Regions from separate parts of the Homo sapiens genome. Here region 1 is linked to region 2. A link is an interaction called in ENCODE POLR2A ChIA-PET data of the cell type or tissue named here. Cell type or tissue: GM12878. All regions are shown on one strand. Links, peaks and the distances in the headings refer to the core of each region. The heading gives the core; the rest is flanking DNA.

The links. ChIA-PET counts read pairs that join two places held together with the same protein. Peaks named below come from ENCODE experiments on the same cell type or tissue, not always from the same donor. Only the 100,000 strongest peaks of a DNase experiment are listed, where the experiment ranks them.
Region 1: POLR2A ChIA-PET joins it to region 2 with 5 read pairs; 3 of 35 experiments call an interaction of 5 or more read pairs at or near these places.

Annotation. Positions count from the first base shown.
Region 1 is chr12:955,403-963,016 of GRCh38, forward strand. It overlaps a transcript of RAD52 not described here. Among named protein-coding and RNA genes, the nearest start is that of RAD52, 9.5 kb to the left of the region's middle. RefSeq lists enhancers at 2,861-3,362, 3,363-3,862 and a silencer at 3,104-3,303. In GM12878, for the core only: no CTCF peak of the experiment used is centred there; a DNase peak (open chromatin) is centred at 3,559.
Region 2 is chr12:679,300-686,913 of GRCh38, forward strand. It overlaps LINC02455 (long intergenic non-protein coding RNA 2455), which reads right to left. Exons shown (of 4, transcript NR_187480.1): 2 at 4,696-4,914; 3 at 2,453-2,596. Among named protein-coding and RNA genes, the nearest start is that of NINJ2, 20 kb to the left of the region's middle. RefSeq lists enhancers at 3,220-3,449, 6,026-6,145, 6,416-6,505. In GM12878, for the core only: no CTCF peak of the experiment used is centred there; DNase peaks (open chromatin) are centred at 2,588, 3,412 and 6,272; H3K4me3 peaks cover 1,092 bases; H3K27ac peaks cover 2,769 bases.

The sequences.
Region 1 (7,614 bases), core at 1,344-6,343, 280 kb after region 2:
GCCATGACCCCAACCCATTATCTTGCTAACAGAACCCTGATTTGGGACAGCAACGTACTGTTCTTCTTCTTCTTTCTTTTTTTTTTTTTGAGACGGAGTCTCACTCTGTCGCCCAGGCCATAGTGCAGTGGCGCAATCTCAACTCACTGCAACCTCTGCCTCCCAGGTTCAAGCAGTTCTCCAGCCTCAGCCTCCCGAGTAACTGGGACTACAGGCACACGCCACCACGCCCAGCTAATTTTTTGTATTTTTGTTAGAGACGGGGTTCACCATATTGGCCAGGCTGGTCTCGAGCTCCTGACCTTGTGATCCGCCTGCCTCGGTCTCCCAAAGTGCTGGGGTTACAGGTGTGAGCCACTGCACCTGGGCATTTTTGTTTTTTTTGTTTTTTTTTGAGATGGAGTCTTGCTCTGTTGCGCCCAGGCTGGAGTGCAGTGGCACCATCTCGGCTCACTGCAACCACCACCTCCCAGGTTCAAGCAATTCTCCTGCCTTAGCCTCCCTAGTAGCTGGGATTACAGGCATGCGCCACCATGCCCGGCTAATTTTTGCATTTTTAGTAGAGAGAGGGTTTCACCATGTTGGCTGCCCAGCCCAATGTACTCTTCTGTAGAGCTTAAATCTGGATTGATCTAAGTTCATTGTAGCAATTTACTTCCCTTTGCCTGCTACTCCCCTTCCTATACTCCCTTGAACAAGGGGCAGCCACATGACTCAGCTCTGGCCAATAGAATGCAAGTGGAAGTCTTCTGGGAACTTTTTTGTTCATCCTCTTCTGTTTAGCACTACGACAGCCATCTTCCAACGCAATAAGCAGGGACAAGAAAATTTCAGAAGCCAACCCATAATTCTGACGTCGTTAGAACCAGGTTCAGCCTCTGAACCTGTCGTATAGGCCTCAGCACTTAGAACAACCCTGTGCTTGGTTCAATGTTCTATGCTGCTATAAGTTATTAATCATTTTTAACAAGGGGCCCTGTTTTATTATTTTGCATTGGGCCCCACAAATTGTATAGCTACTCCTGATAGGAACCACAGTGCAAATTCTGGAATCTCTTATTTCTAATCCTTTTGTTAACAGTAAATATCCTTATGGATGAAAACACTGTTGATTGGGTTTTCTGTTACTTATAGCTAAACACATTCTGTTTTGTTTTGTTTTGAGACAGAATCTTGCTGCTTGACTCAGGCTGGAGTGCAGTGGTGTGATATTGGCTCACTGCAACCTCCGTCTCCCGGGCTCAAGCGATCTTCCTGCCTCAGCCTCCCAAGTAGCTGGGATTATAGGCACCCGCCACCACACCTGGCTAATTTTTGTATTTTTAGTAGAGACAGGGTTTCACCATGTTGGCCAGGCTGGTCTTGAACTCCTGACCTCAGGTTATCTGCCTACCTCGGCCTCCCAAAGTGCTGGGATTACAGGCGTGAGCCACCGCGCCTGGCCCCATTTCCATATTCTTAAAGTGAGAATAAATAACATCTACTAGTTAGAGTTGTGGGAAGATTAGATGAGTTATAAGATTATAGTTATTAGATGAGATATAAAGCACACAATATCTGACATTTAATAGATGTTTCTGTAATGTTAATTGCATTCTTTTTCACTTCCACACCTTACAATGAACCCACCTGATAAAAGGAGAGAAGCATAAAAATTCCATGCAGACAAAAGTCCTTATCTGGGCCAACTACCTTCAGATTTCAGTTGTTTAAAAAAGCCAAATAAGAAAAGAAGGAAATAAAATTTTCACTTATTAAGAATTACCATTTTGAGGCTGGGTGCAGTGGCTCATGCCTATATTCCCAGCACTTTGGGAGGCCGAGGCAGGTGGATCATCTGAGGTCAGGAGTTCGAGACTAGCCTGGCCAACATGGTGAAACCCCGTCTCTACTAAAAATACAAAAAAACAATTAGCTGGGCGTGGTGGTGGGCGCCTGTAATCCCAACTACTCGGGAGGCTGAGGCAGGAGAATCGCTTAAGCCCGGGAGGCGGAGGAGGTTGCAGTGACCCAAGATCATGCCATTGCGCTCCAGCCTAGGCAACAAGAGTAAAACTTCGTCTCAAAAAAAAAAAAAAAAAAAAAAAAGAATTGTCATTTTGTATGGGCACGGTGGCTCATGCCTGTAATCTCAGCAGTTTGGGAGGCCAAGGCGGGTCAATCACTTGAGTCCAGGAGTTCGAGATCATCCTGGGCAACATAGTGAGAACCCATCTCTGCTAAAAATACAAAACAATTTTAGCTGGCTGTGGTGGCACACACCTGTGGTCCCAGCTACTTTGGAGGCTGAAGCACAAGAATCACTTGAGCCCAGGAGGCGGAGGTTGCAGTGAGTGGAGATCGCGCCACTGCACTCCAGCCTGGGCAATAGAGTGAGGCCCTATCTCAAAAATAAATAAATAATAAAAAACAAAAAAAGAATTGCCATTTGGCTTAGGCATTAGCCAAAATGGGCTTTACGCATATTAATTTCCTACTTTGTTACCAGGAATATTTTTCTGGAGATGGAATCATCATTTGTTTTGCTGAATCTCGTTGTGGGCAGTGCTCACCAGGGCGGTCTCGCCCCTGCACCTGTGGCAAGAGCCAGTGGCTTGACTGGGGGCTGCAGGATCTGTTCTTCAGGATGGCTCACTCGCGTGGCCAGCAAGGAGGTGCTGCTCCCAGCCCAGAGGTAAGGGGGCTCCGGGGCTGGGAGGAACATGGGGCTCCTCTCCATGTGGGCCTCTCCGCAGACGGGATTTCTCAGGGTGCATGACTGAGTTCTAAGAGTGAGCATTCCGGGAGAATGTCAGAAAGCTGTATTGCCTTCTATTTTATTTTATTTTTTGAGACAGGGTTTCGCTTTTGTCGCCCAGGCTGGAGTGCAATGGCCAGATCTTGGCTCACTGCAAACTCGGCCTCCTGGGTTCAAGCCATTCTCCTGCCTCAGCCTCCCAAGTAGCTGGGATTATAAGCGCTCGCCACCATACCCGGTTAATTTTTGTATTTTTAGTAGAGACGGGGTTTCACCATGTTGGCCAGGCTGGTCTCGAACTCCTGACCTCAAGTGATCCACCCGCCTTGGCCTTCCATTGTGCTGGGATTACAGGCATGAGCCACTGTGCCCACCCAGCCTGCATTGCCTTTTATGACCTAGCCTGAGAAGAAAACATAGCCTCACCTCTCACTGGGAGACTGTTGAAGTCATGTGAAAGAAGAACATGCAGAACCAGTGCTGTTGTTACAGCCATTTTTGGAAAATGCTGCTGGCCACAGAATACTGATGGTCTGGGCCAGGCAATGAAGTGTCTGGCAGCCTATGGTGTGCTTCACGTGGAACACAGGCTGAAATGGGAAGGATCTGGGTCCTGCAGGGTGCGTGTGGCGATTCAGAGGCCCTTCTACAAGTGGCGGTGGGTGGGGCACTCAGCTAGGATGGAGGCTGGCTTGAGGAGGTTGGGGGCATTTTCCTCAAGCACCCTATGGTGGTATTAGTAACTCGGCCAGCTTCCAAATTTAGTCATAACATTGTGTGTCTTTGAATTCCCCTGCGATCCTCAGGGGATAAAGTATTCTTTCTGTTTCCTGTCCTTGGCTATTGTGTGATAGCAGCTGTACTACTGATCCAGGCGCTGTCACTCCGCCCACCAGAGAAAGGTGCATTTAGGCATATGACTTAATACTTTCACAGGAGAGTTCTAAAAAAGTAAGAATAATGCTAAGATTAACTGTTTACTCAACCGAGTGCTGAGGGCTTCCTATGCATTATCTCATTTAGTTCTCAAAAGGATTCTAAGAACCGGCACTAGTATCATCTCTATTTCACAGTTAGAAAACTGCATTTTAGAGATGTGAAGTAATTGGCAAGGTTAGGGACTCTCAAATCCAAGGCTGATTGCAGTGCCTCTTAGCTATACTACCTTATTATGGTTAAATCTATAATTTTATTCACTTAATGCATATTTATTAGCCCCTATCAGGAGTGAGCATTGTTCTAAGCACTAAGAATACATTTGTGAATGAAGGAGATAAAGTCTATACTGTCACGGAGCTTACAATAAAATAGCAGGTCACAGGTTATGGTGACGTTAAATGAGATGTTCGACAATGACTTTATGTCGATAACTGCGTGACAAGAAAAAGCCAATCATGGCTAAGGCTGGGGGAAGAGCAGTTCTGGCGGATGTTGAGATAAACTTCGTACATTTAAATTTTCAAAAGTGTATTTCAGCAGACAGTGGTTCATGAATCAGGGGGCACCAGAATCCAAGAAGTCCAGTGCTCCACTAGGGAAATGTGCAAGAGCAAAACCTTCATAAGGTGTTCTCAGAAGCAAGACAAAGACAACATATTTGATTGGTTACATTGGAAAGTCTCTAGTTAAAGGTGAGTTGGAAGTTTCTGATCAGTAAAGTCCCTAGTTAGGGTTGGTTGCTGGCTTCTGGGTGGTTAAGCTGAAGTTTCACCCTTTACATGGGCTTTAGTTTGCTTACTGAGAAACCCATGGCCCTGAAGCTGTTTCAGCCTGATGTTCTCCAAATTCAATTATTTTAACACTGGGCACAGCAAATACAAAGGTCCAGAGGTGGGAAGGAGTTTCGGTAATGGGTCAAAGGGAGATTTGTACAAGATGTAGGGAGGGAGGGCACAGGCCTTATAAGCCAGGGTAAAGATTTGGGGGTTTAAGTTTATGGGACCCCTATAAGGTGGACCATCCATAAAGGACCAAGGGCACTTTCGAGATTTCAAGCAGGGAAATGCCCTGATCTGAATAGAAACATCACTCTGGTTGTTGTACGGAGAATGGATTGTAGGGAAATGTGTGGATGCAGGGGCACCAGCTAGGAGCTGAGAGATGGTAGCTTAGTGAAGTTGGAAAGAAAATAACAGATATGGAAAATGTGTTCACAGAGAATCTATAGAGGATCCAAACTGTTGGACTTGACCATAGTTTGGATAATGGTGGTAAAGAAAGGAATCAAGGATAATACCTGGGTTTTTCACTTGAGTAACCGAGTAAATGTTGGTGTTATTTACTGAAGTAGGAAAGACAGAGGCAGGAGCAGGTTTAGAAGAAATGGAGAGGTCTGATTTTCTTGGATTTGTTTGCTTGTTCTGACACCCAGGCTGGAGCTGCACTCGATCATAGCAAACTGCAGCCTCAAACTCCTGGGCTCAAGCAATCCTCCTACCTCAGCCTTCTGAGTAGCTGGGACTATAGGCACATGCCACCACACCCTATTTTTGTTGTTGTTGTTGTTTGTAAAGACAGGGTCTTGCTATGTTGCCCAGGCTGGTCTTGAACTCTTGACCTCAAGCGATGCCCCCCTTCTTAGCCTCCCAAAGTGTTGGGATTATAGATGTGAGCCACCTTACCCAACCAAAGTTCTGTTTCAAATATGTTAATATGTTACCTGTTAGGCATCCAGATGAAAATGTCAACTTAATATGTGAATCAGAAGTCAGGACATAGAGCAGAGCAGAGCTAGAAATATACATAAAGAAGTCATTGGTACACAGATACTATCTGAAGCCATGGGAGTAGGTAAGAGTAAAGTATAAAGAGAAGGAGCCCCAACACTGAGTCCTGAGCACTCCAACACATAGAGGCAAGACAGAGAAGAAATAAGCAAAGAAAATTGAAAAAGAGGGGCCGGGTGCAGTGGCTCACACCTGTAATCCCAGCACTTTGGGAGGCAGAGGCGGGCCGATCACCTGAGGTCAGGAGTGACCAGCCTGGCCAATATGGTGAAACCCCGTACTAAAAGTACAAAAATTAGCTGGGCGTGGTGGCAGGCGCCTGTAATCCCAGCTACTTGGGAGGCTGAGGCAGGAGAATCGCTTGAACCTGGGAGGCAGAGGTTGCAGTGAGCCGAGATAGTGCCATTGCACTCCAGCCTGGGTGACAGAGTGAGACTCCATCTCAAAAAAAAAAAAAAAAAAAAAAAGGGCCAGTGAGGTAAAGAAGAAAGCCAGGAAGTTACTTGTTATGGGCTGAATTATGTTCCTCCCAAATTCATGTGTTGAACCCCTAATGTCCAATACCTCAGAATGTGACCATATTTGGAAATAGAGCATTTGAAGCCATAATTAAGTTGAAATGTTGAAATGAAGCATTAGGGTGGGCCCTAATCTAACCTGACTGGTGTCCTTAAAGGAGGAGGAAATTTTGTCACAAAGAGAGACACTATGGCTGGGCACGGTGGTGGCTCATGCCTGTATTCCCAGCACTTTGGGAGGCTGAGGTGGGTAGATTACTTGTTGCCAGGAGTTCGAGACCAGCATGGCCCACATAGCGAAACTCTGTCTTTACTAAAAATACAAAAAAATTAGCAGGGTTTGGTGGCATGCACCTGTAATCCCAGCTACTCGGGAGGTTGGAGCAGTAGACTCGGTTGAGCCTAGGAGGCAGAGGTTGCAGTAAGCCAAGATCAATCCACTGCACTGCAGCCTGGATGACAGAGTGAGACCCTGTATCTAAAAAAGAAAGAAAAAAGAGAGAGAGAGAGACACTAGAGGGATGTGCTCACACAGTGGAAAAGCCATGTGAGAAGCCACGTGAGAAGCCATGTGAGAAGGTGGCCATCTGTAAGCCAAGGAGAGATGCCTCAGGAGAAACCAAACCTGCTGACACCTTGATCTTAGACTCTAGCCTTTAGAACAAATTTCTGTTCTTAAAGCCACCCAGTCTGTAGTATTTAGTTATGGCAGCCCTAGCAAACTACTACAGTATTTTACTCCAGAAGCAGAGAGAAGAAAATGTTTCAAGTAAGATAAATGGTCTACTGTGTAGGACATTGACAAGAGGCAGGGAAAATAAAGATGGAGAAGTGACCACCAGTAAGGAACAAGATTATCTTACCAATTCTAATAAGAGCAGTTTCCTGGAAGCATGAGTAGAATCGAGAGAATGCACAATGAGGAGTTAGAGGTGGCCCCATCTGCCACGCTTTCTTTCCTTTTTTTTTTTTTTTGAGACGGAGTCTTGCTCTGTCGCCCAGGCTGGAGTGCAGTGGCCTGATCTCGGCTCACTGCAAGCTCCGCTCCCAGGTTCACACCATTCTCCTGCCTCAGCCTCCCGAGTAGCTGGGACTACAGGTGCCCGCCACCACGCCTGGCTAATTTTTTTTTTTTTTGTATTTTTAGTAGAGATAGGGTTTCATCTTGTTAGGCAGGATGGTCTCGATCTCCTGACCTTGTGATCCACCCGCCTCGGCCTCCCAAAGTGCTGGGATTACAGGCGTGAGCCACTGCACCTGGCCCAAGGAAGACATTTTTTAAGACAGATATTTGAGTATGTTTGCATGCCTTATTTATTTATTTATCTATCTATTTATTTATTTTCCTGAGGCAGGGTCTGGCTCTGTCACCCAGGCTGGAGTGCAGTGGCATGACTCAGTTTCCTGCAACTTCTACCTCCCTGGCTCTAGCCATCCTCCCACCTCAGCCTCCTGAGTAGCTGGGATCACAGGCATGTGCCACCATGCCTAATTTTTTTATACTTTTCACTTTTACATTTTAACTCTGTTGGAATTTTTTACACTTTTTATAGAGATGACGTTTTGCCATGTTGCCCAGGATAGTCTTGAACTCTTGGCTTCAAACAATCCTTCTGCCTTGGTCTCCCAGAGT
Region 2 (7,614 bases), core at 1,453-6,452:
AGTATAGTGTAAGTTCATTGCAGAATATTTGGAGAATAGAGAAGGGAAAAAATACCGTAAACAACGTCATAATCCCAACACCCCTGCACTTAGTCTATTTTAATAACGATGATGTTTTAAGAAGAAATTGACTCTCCACTTACTCCTATAATTACCACACTATTTTTGCACTTAAGAATGTCTTTTCAGCTCATGGTCCCTTTGCAAGACACTACTGTCCATTCATGAGCACAGGGCACCATTGACTGCTCAGCCTTGGTCTGTTAGAGAGTAACATAAATTCAGTTTCATTTAAGGAACTGGTCAGCTTATTTTAAACACTTCCATTGCCTTCTAGGTCAAAGAAGCCCTCTGTGAGAAGGGCATTTGGACCGGCTGATCTTTGGATAACAATAACTGTTACTTAGGGATAGAAGGAATATAGAAAATGAGTCTATATATATAGACTCTTGAACCCAGGATTTTGTCACCAGCCTGGGCAACATAGCAAGACCCTGTCTCTACAAAAAATAAAACAAAAAAAAAAAAACAAAAAAAACTTTTTTAAATTAAAAAAATTTGAAATAAAAAAATATGTAGACTCATTTTATATATTCCTTCTATCCCTAAGTAACCCCCTCCATGAACAGAGGATGTATTCTGTACTTGCCTAAATTGCAAGAAATGTTTGAATGGCTAGATCTGGAAAATGTTGTGTTGGGTTAAGCACAGTCCTGAGCTCAGGAGTCTAAGACCAACCTGGGCAACATGGCAAAACCTCGCCTCTACAAAAAATACAAAAATTAGCCAGGTGTGATAGTCCCAGCTACTTGGGAGGCTGAGGCAGGAGAATCACTTGAACCCAGGAGGCAGAGGTTGCAGTGAGCCAAGATCGTGCCATTGCACTCCAGCCTGGGCAACAAGAGTGAAACTCCGTCTCAAGAAAAAAAAAAAGGAAAAACATGAACAGCCCAGCAGAGAAATGGGCAAAGAATTTGAACAATACCATGCAGCAGAAAAAGAAACTCAATGACCAAATATGAAAAAAGGCTCCACTCACTAGCAACCAGGGACATACAATTTAAAAACAACACTAAGATACAATTTCACACCCATGGAACTGGCCAAAAGTAAAATGTTTGACAATAGCAAATGTTGGCAAAGAGGTATGAAAATGAGAACTCTCATGCACATCTGGCAGAAGTGTAAATGACAAGGTCATTTGTGAGAATAACTTGACAATATCTAGAAAACTTGAAAATGTCCATAGTCCGGCTGGGCGCGGTGGCTCACACCTGTAATCCCAGCACTTTGGGAGGCCGAGGTGAGCGGATCACAAGGTCAGGAGTTCAAGACCATCCTGCCGAACTTGGTGAAACCCCCATCTCTACTAAAAATACAAAAAAGTAGCAGGGCGTGGTGGCGGGCGTCTGTAGTCCCAGCTACTTGGGAGGCTGAGGCAGGAGAATGGCGTGAACCCAGGAGGCGGAGCTTGCAGTGAGCCGAGATTGTGCCACTGCAGCACAATTGTGTCACTCCAGCCTGGGTGACAGAGCGAGACTCCATCTCAAAAAAAAAATTAGCCAGGCGTGGTGGCACGTGACTGTAATCCCAGCTACTCAGGAGGCTGAGGCAGGAGAATCACTTGAACCCGGGAGGCGGAGGTTGCAGTGAGCCAAGATTGCGCCATTGCACTCCAGCCTGAGCAACAGGGTGAGACTCCATCCCAAAAAAAAAAAAATTGTAAATAGTTTGTTCATTTGTAGGAGAATAGATAAATAAATCACAGTATATTTCTAATGTGGAATTCTATATAACAGTTTAAATCAATGAACTAGATCTATATGATTCAGCATTGATAAGTCCTGAAAATTATTGACTAAAAATTGTACATTATAAAAGGATGATCCCATTAACAAATATTTTCTAAAATATGCAAATGAATACCATCTCTATTACAGTGTATTTGTAGTGAAAATATAAAATAGGGTCTAGATACACGTCACATTCATGTGGCTGCTTCTAGCGGGAGAGGGAAGCAGTTCTGGGACTGTGATAGTCATTAGGCCTCTTTAAGAGCCTTTCTGGCCAGGCGTGGTGGCTCACACCTGTAATCCCAGCACTTTGGGAGGCCGAGGCAGGTGGATCACAAGGTCAGGAGATAGAGACCATCCTGGCCAACATGGTGAAATCCTGTGTCTACTAAAATACAAAAAAAAATTAGCCAGACGTGGCGGTGTGTGCCTGTAATCCCAGCTAGTCGGGAGGCTGAGGCAGGGGAATCACTTGAACCCCGGAGGCGGAGGTTGCAGTAAGCCGAGGTCGCACCACTGCACTCCACCCTGGAGACAGAGCAAGGCTCCATCTCAAAAAAAAAAAAAAAAAAAAAGGAATCTTCTGGATTTCCTTCCAGTACATGGTAGGATTGTATGTCCTTACATTCTTTGAAGTTAGGCACAACCACATGACTTACCGTGGCCAATACATGTAAGTGGAAGTGTTACTTTTGGGTGGAAGATCTAAGAACGATATGCACAATTTACCGAGCTCTTCCCTTTGCTGTAGTGATCATCAATGTTTCAGATTCAGTGTTTCAGTCCACTTCATCCGCTGGGTCCTGGAGTGAAGACAGTGTATGATAGTTTCCAAATGACCCACAGTGAACATGAGGCATGACTGAGAAATGGATCTCTGCTTCCTTAAGCCACTAAAACTGTGGGAGTATATGTTTGTTACTGTAGCATAGCTAGCCCATCACATTGATACAGGGACTTCAACTTTATCTGTAATGTTTCATTCCTTCTTTTTGTTTTTAAGGTCTAGAGAACATATGACTAAGTGTTAACATTTGTTCATTTTGAATGGAGAGTGTTGAGTCTTATATTACCCTCATTCTTTTTCGTTTTTTGTGAACATTTTTTTAAAGTCCCCTGGAATTGGCCGGGCATGGTGGCTCATGCCTGTAATCCCAGCACTTTGAGAGGCTGAGGTGAGTGGATTGCCTGAGGTCAGGAGTTCGAGACCAGCCTGGCCAACATGGTGAAACCCTGTCTCTACTAAAAATACAAAAATTAGCCAGGTGTGGTGGCAGATGCCTGTAATCCCAGCTACTCGGGAGGCTGAGGCAGGAGAATTGCTTGAACTCGGGAGGCAGAGGTTGCAGTGAGTCCAGATGGCGCCACTGCACTCCAGCCTGGGCAACAGAGCGAGACTCTGTCTCAAACAAAAACAAAAACAAAAACAAAAACAAAACAAAACAAACAACAACAAAACACCAATTCTGATATGCATGTTCTTCATGTTAAGCCATCTCAAACCTCTTCAGAAAACAAAAGTGATAAAGTGTGAATCCTCTGTCACGTCATCTCCTTTTCAGGGCCTCCGCCCTGACTATGCTTCATTTCTCCTACAGCAAGGGGACCTCGGCTGCAGGGGAAACCTGCTCATCAGTCCTTAACACGGCCACTGCGCTACGTAAAAGCCTAGTGTGAGCAGGGTGAGCCTGTAACGTGGGATTGGTCCTGACCTCTCACGTTGGTATAATAAAGGAGGGCTCTCTGTGGAAAGAGAGCTTTGTGTCTACTTCGTATTTGTAAAACAGATGCTTCCATGACTTCCTTTTCTTCCCACACAGTATTTTATATTAAATATCTAAATGAGAAACACAGAGTCAAGATCGCTGAAATGGCTCAGCAATACACCTCACCTATAAATCAAAGCAAAGGAACGCTTCAGCAGTGAAAAACAGTCTGTCCCAAGAGACAGGATACTTCTCTTCTATTTGTGGGTATGCTATTGTCCTGCCATGTGACCTGGCCTCTGTAGGACTTCACGTCCTTTCTGTATAATATGACATTTCTCCTAACACTAACTTTCTATCAACACTTTCATTTTAAAAATTAGAAGTTATTATTTTCTTGTATTATTTTAAGTCCTCAAAATTAAAAAAAAAGAAAAATTACGAATTAAAAAAATAACTTGGCCGGGGGCAGTGGCTCACACCTGTAATCCCAGCACTTTGGGAGGCCGAGGCAGGCGGATAACCTGAGGTCAGGAGTTCAAGACCAGCCTGACCAACATGGAGAAAACCCGTCTCTACTAAAAATACAAAATTAGCTGGGTGTGGCGGTGTGTGCTTGTAATCCCAGCTACTTGGGAGGCTGAGACAGGAGAATTGCTTGAACACGGGAGGTGGAGGTTGCGATGAGCCAAGATTGCACCATTGCACTCCAGCCTGGGCAACAAGAGCAAAACTCCATCTCACAAATAAAATAAAATGAAATAACTTAAGAACCAAATAGAGTTGAAATATTACACATTAGTAAGTATGTGATCAAAGGCAGGCAGTTCCCCAGGCGTGTAGCAACAAGTGATACAGGAATGAAATCCTAGTCCCCAGGGTGGGACTAGGGTGATATGGGGGTAGAATGATTTCGGACATGGGATTTGTTTTTGTTTTTGTTTTTGTTTTAGCATTCCAAAAGCAGCTTTCTTTTATAACATAAAGAAATCAGAAGAAGGCTTTCAAGACAGTATGATCAACTAAGACGCTATTTCCCAAACTAGTGCTCTGAGGGACACTATCTTTAGAGTTCCTAAGTAGGTATACTTAATGCTCACATGTGGAAAATTATGTATGCTCTATCTCCCTCGGAGAATCATCATGCATGTTATCTTATGAAAGACTGAGAAATCCTACAGAAAAAAAAAACCCACCTATTTTAACTTTGTTTCATCCGGCGTTCACAAATGCATCTGTGCATGGATCACTTTTTTGCTCACTGCCATCACCACCTTCCACGTCAACACGGGGAGTGCTGCGCCAAGGCAGCGTCTTGGCCTGTGAATCACAAGCCACGGACTCTTTTGTGTGTTTCTGCCACAGCATTGCTGAGTAACCTGGTCAGCCCTCTGTTGGGGTCTTGATTTCTCCACCTGAAAAACGAGGACGATAACACTTGTCCACACTTAAGAGAGATGAGCTAGATAATGTCCATGAGGGCTTTGACCCTTTAAAGCAGGTTCTATAGAAACAATGTTATTATCTCAACCACACAAGCACGATGGGATAACAAGTCACATCATTAGATTCTATTATACACACCCGGACCCCGCAGAGGCACCACACTTAGCTTTCTGTCCTGGTCCCTGAGGGCTTTACATACATTTCATATGCTCCAGTAAGCAAACCCATTCCATGCTGGTTCCTGCTGCAAACAGACCAAAAAGGAAAGAAAGGAAATACAGAGAAGCAGACAAAGTGCAGAAATAGAGAATGCAGGAACAGCAATGGTTAACAGTGACTGAGTACTTACTAGGTGTTACCCACGTGCAAGGCAGTTGAAACACAGTGTTTAAATCATCCCATCTAGGGCTGGGTGCAGTGGCTTACGTCTGTGATTCCAGCACTTGGAAGGCCGAGGCAGGAGGATCATTTGAGCCCAGAAGTTTGAGACCAGCCTGAGCAACACAGTGAGACCCACATCTACACACACAGACACGCAACACACACACAGACACACACACACAAACTGACCCATCTAGCCCTCACCAAAATCCTAAGGAAGACACACTTATTATGACAATATTGGAGGTTAGAGAGTGTGGCTTGCCCAAGGACATACAGGTATTACCTGAACAAGCCTGCCTGATTCCAAAGCCTACATGACATTGTTTCCTAAGGTAGTACACATAAAATAATCTTAGGTGGTAAAAAAAAAATTATTTTAATAGTTTTGCATTTTAATGTATATTTGAAAAAACATCATATGTATTGCAAAGCCATGGTTCCATTAAAAAATATCATAGGTGAAGATAAGAAAATAAGAAAGTCTAATTAAGAAAATAATAGTACAACTGATATGTGGACACGTCAAAAATCATGAAGGTGGTGTGCTAGTGAATGAAGCTGGGGAATCATTGCAATACATCCTTCTACCTTCCAAAAACCTTCTACCTCCCAAAAAAGAGAAGGTAAGCCAAAGCCCAGTTAGATTCACCTTAACCAGGCTTTTTGTTTGTTTTATTTTGTTTTGTTTTGACTCTCACTCTGTCACCCAGGCTGGAGTGCAGTGGCGTGATCATAGCTCATTGCAGCCTTGAACTCCTGGGCTCAAGAGATCCTCCTGCCTCAGCCTCCTGAGTAGCTGGGATTACAGGCGTGTACCACCATGCCTGGCAGACTCACATCAACAAGCCTTTGAGCTTGTTTCTGACTCCTCTAGGCTCAAGTGCAAGAGAGGAAATGAAGTTGAGTGAAGGCTGAAGGTTGGCAACGGTTGCTATGTTTATCTGCGGTGGGGAGGTGGGGGCAGAGAGGCATGTCTGTGATTGTGAGATCTGATTCACAGAAAATCACAGACTGACAAGCACCATCTCCTACAGAGAAGGAAACAATATCTTTAAATTCTTGGCAACCCTCTCCCTGACCTTCCAACTGTGCACAGCTGCCTGGTTCATCTTTCAGCTCTGTAGAGAAGGGGAAGGTCTTAGTTAAGACTTCTTGGTTGCAAAAGCAACCCACTCAACTAGTTCAAGTCAAGCAGAAAAAAGAAAGAAGGGTTTTTGTAGATACTGGGTTTTGTACAGACCACCAAAAGATGGGAGCTGGAGTGGGAGTCAGGACCCATGACTGCTCTTTGTTTTTTGGGGTCTCTCATCTCTGCTTCTCTGAGGTTCTCCTTCATTCTCTCTTTCTGAGCTTCACCAGGCATGACCATCTGGCCCTAGCCTTACATCACTTCTTTTTTTTTTTTTTTTTTTTTTTTGAGACAGAGTCTTTCTCTGTCACCCAGTCTGGAGTGCAGTGGTGCGATCTTGGCTCACTGCAAGCTCCGCCTCCCGGGTTCACGCCATTCTCCTGCCTCAGCCTCCTGAGTAGCTGGGACTACAGGCACCCACCACCACGCCCGGCTAATTTTTGTATTTTTAGTAGAGATGGGGTTTCACTGTGTTAGCCAGGATGGTCTCGATCTCCTGACGTCGTGATCTGCCCGCCTCGGCCTCCCAAAGTGCTGGGATTACAGGTGTGAGCCACCATGCCCGGCCATCACTTCACAATTCTAGCCCCTACCGGACAAGGCCCAGTGCTTCCAGGCCTCAATTCTAAGCTGCCATTAGCAAGTCAGATTGGCCCAGCTAGAGTCAGGAGTTCACTGCTGCACAGTGCATTATAGCTAGGGTAGGTCACGGTGTAAGCAATTAACAGGTCCTTCTGAAATCCAGCATCCTCACACTCAATGGTTCCTATGATTTCTAATGGGCAAGAGCTGGGTCAACTTCCCTGATACTGTGGCCACTATAGTCCCAGCTTTCCTGCTCTTTCAGTACGGCAAGTTGTATTTTGACATTTGAAATAAAGCATTGGGTTTCCTGCATCAGTAACAATGCTTCTTTCATTCTACCAACTTTGGTCACCTTGAGTCTTGAAGACGATTGATACTTACAGGGCGATAAACATGTAATCATTTGGCATAGAGAAAAAGGGTTAAGAAGCTGTGCTATCAGGAATGGTTATAGAGTACCCACTGGCACCATGTAGGGGGGCTCTGGGAACAGCTGAAGTGATGATGTTGATTATGATGCTAAAGATGATGGTAACAGCAATAAAAGAATTGAGAAGGATGGGTCTCCTGA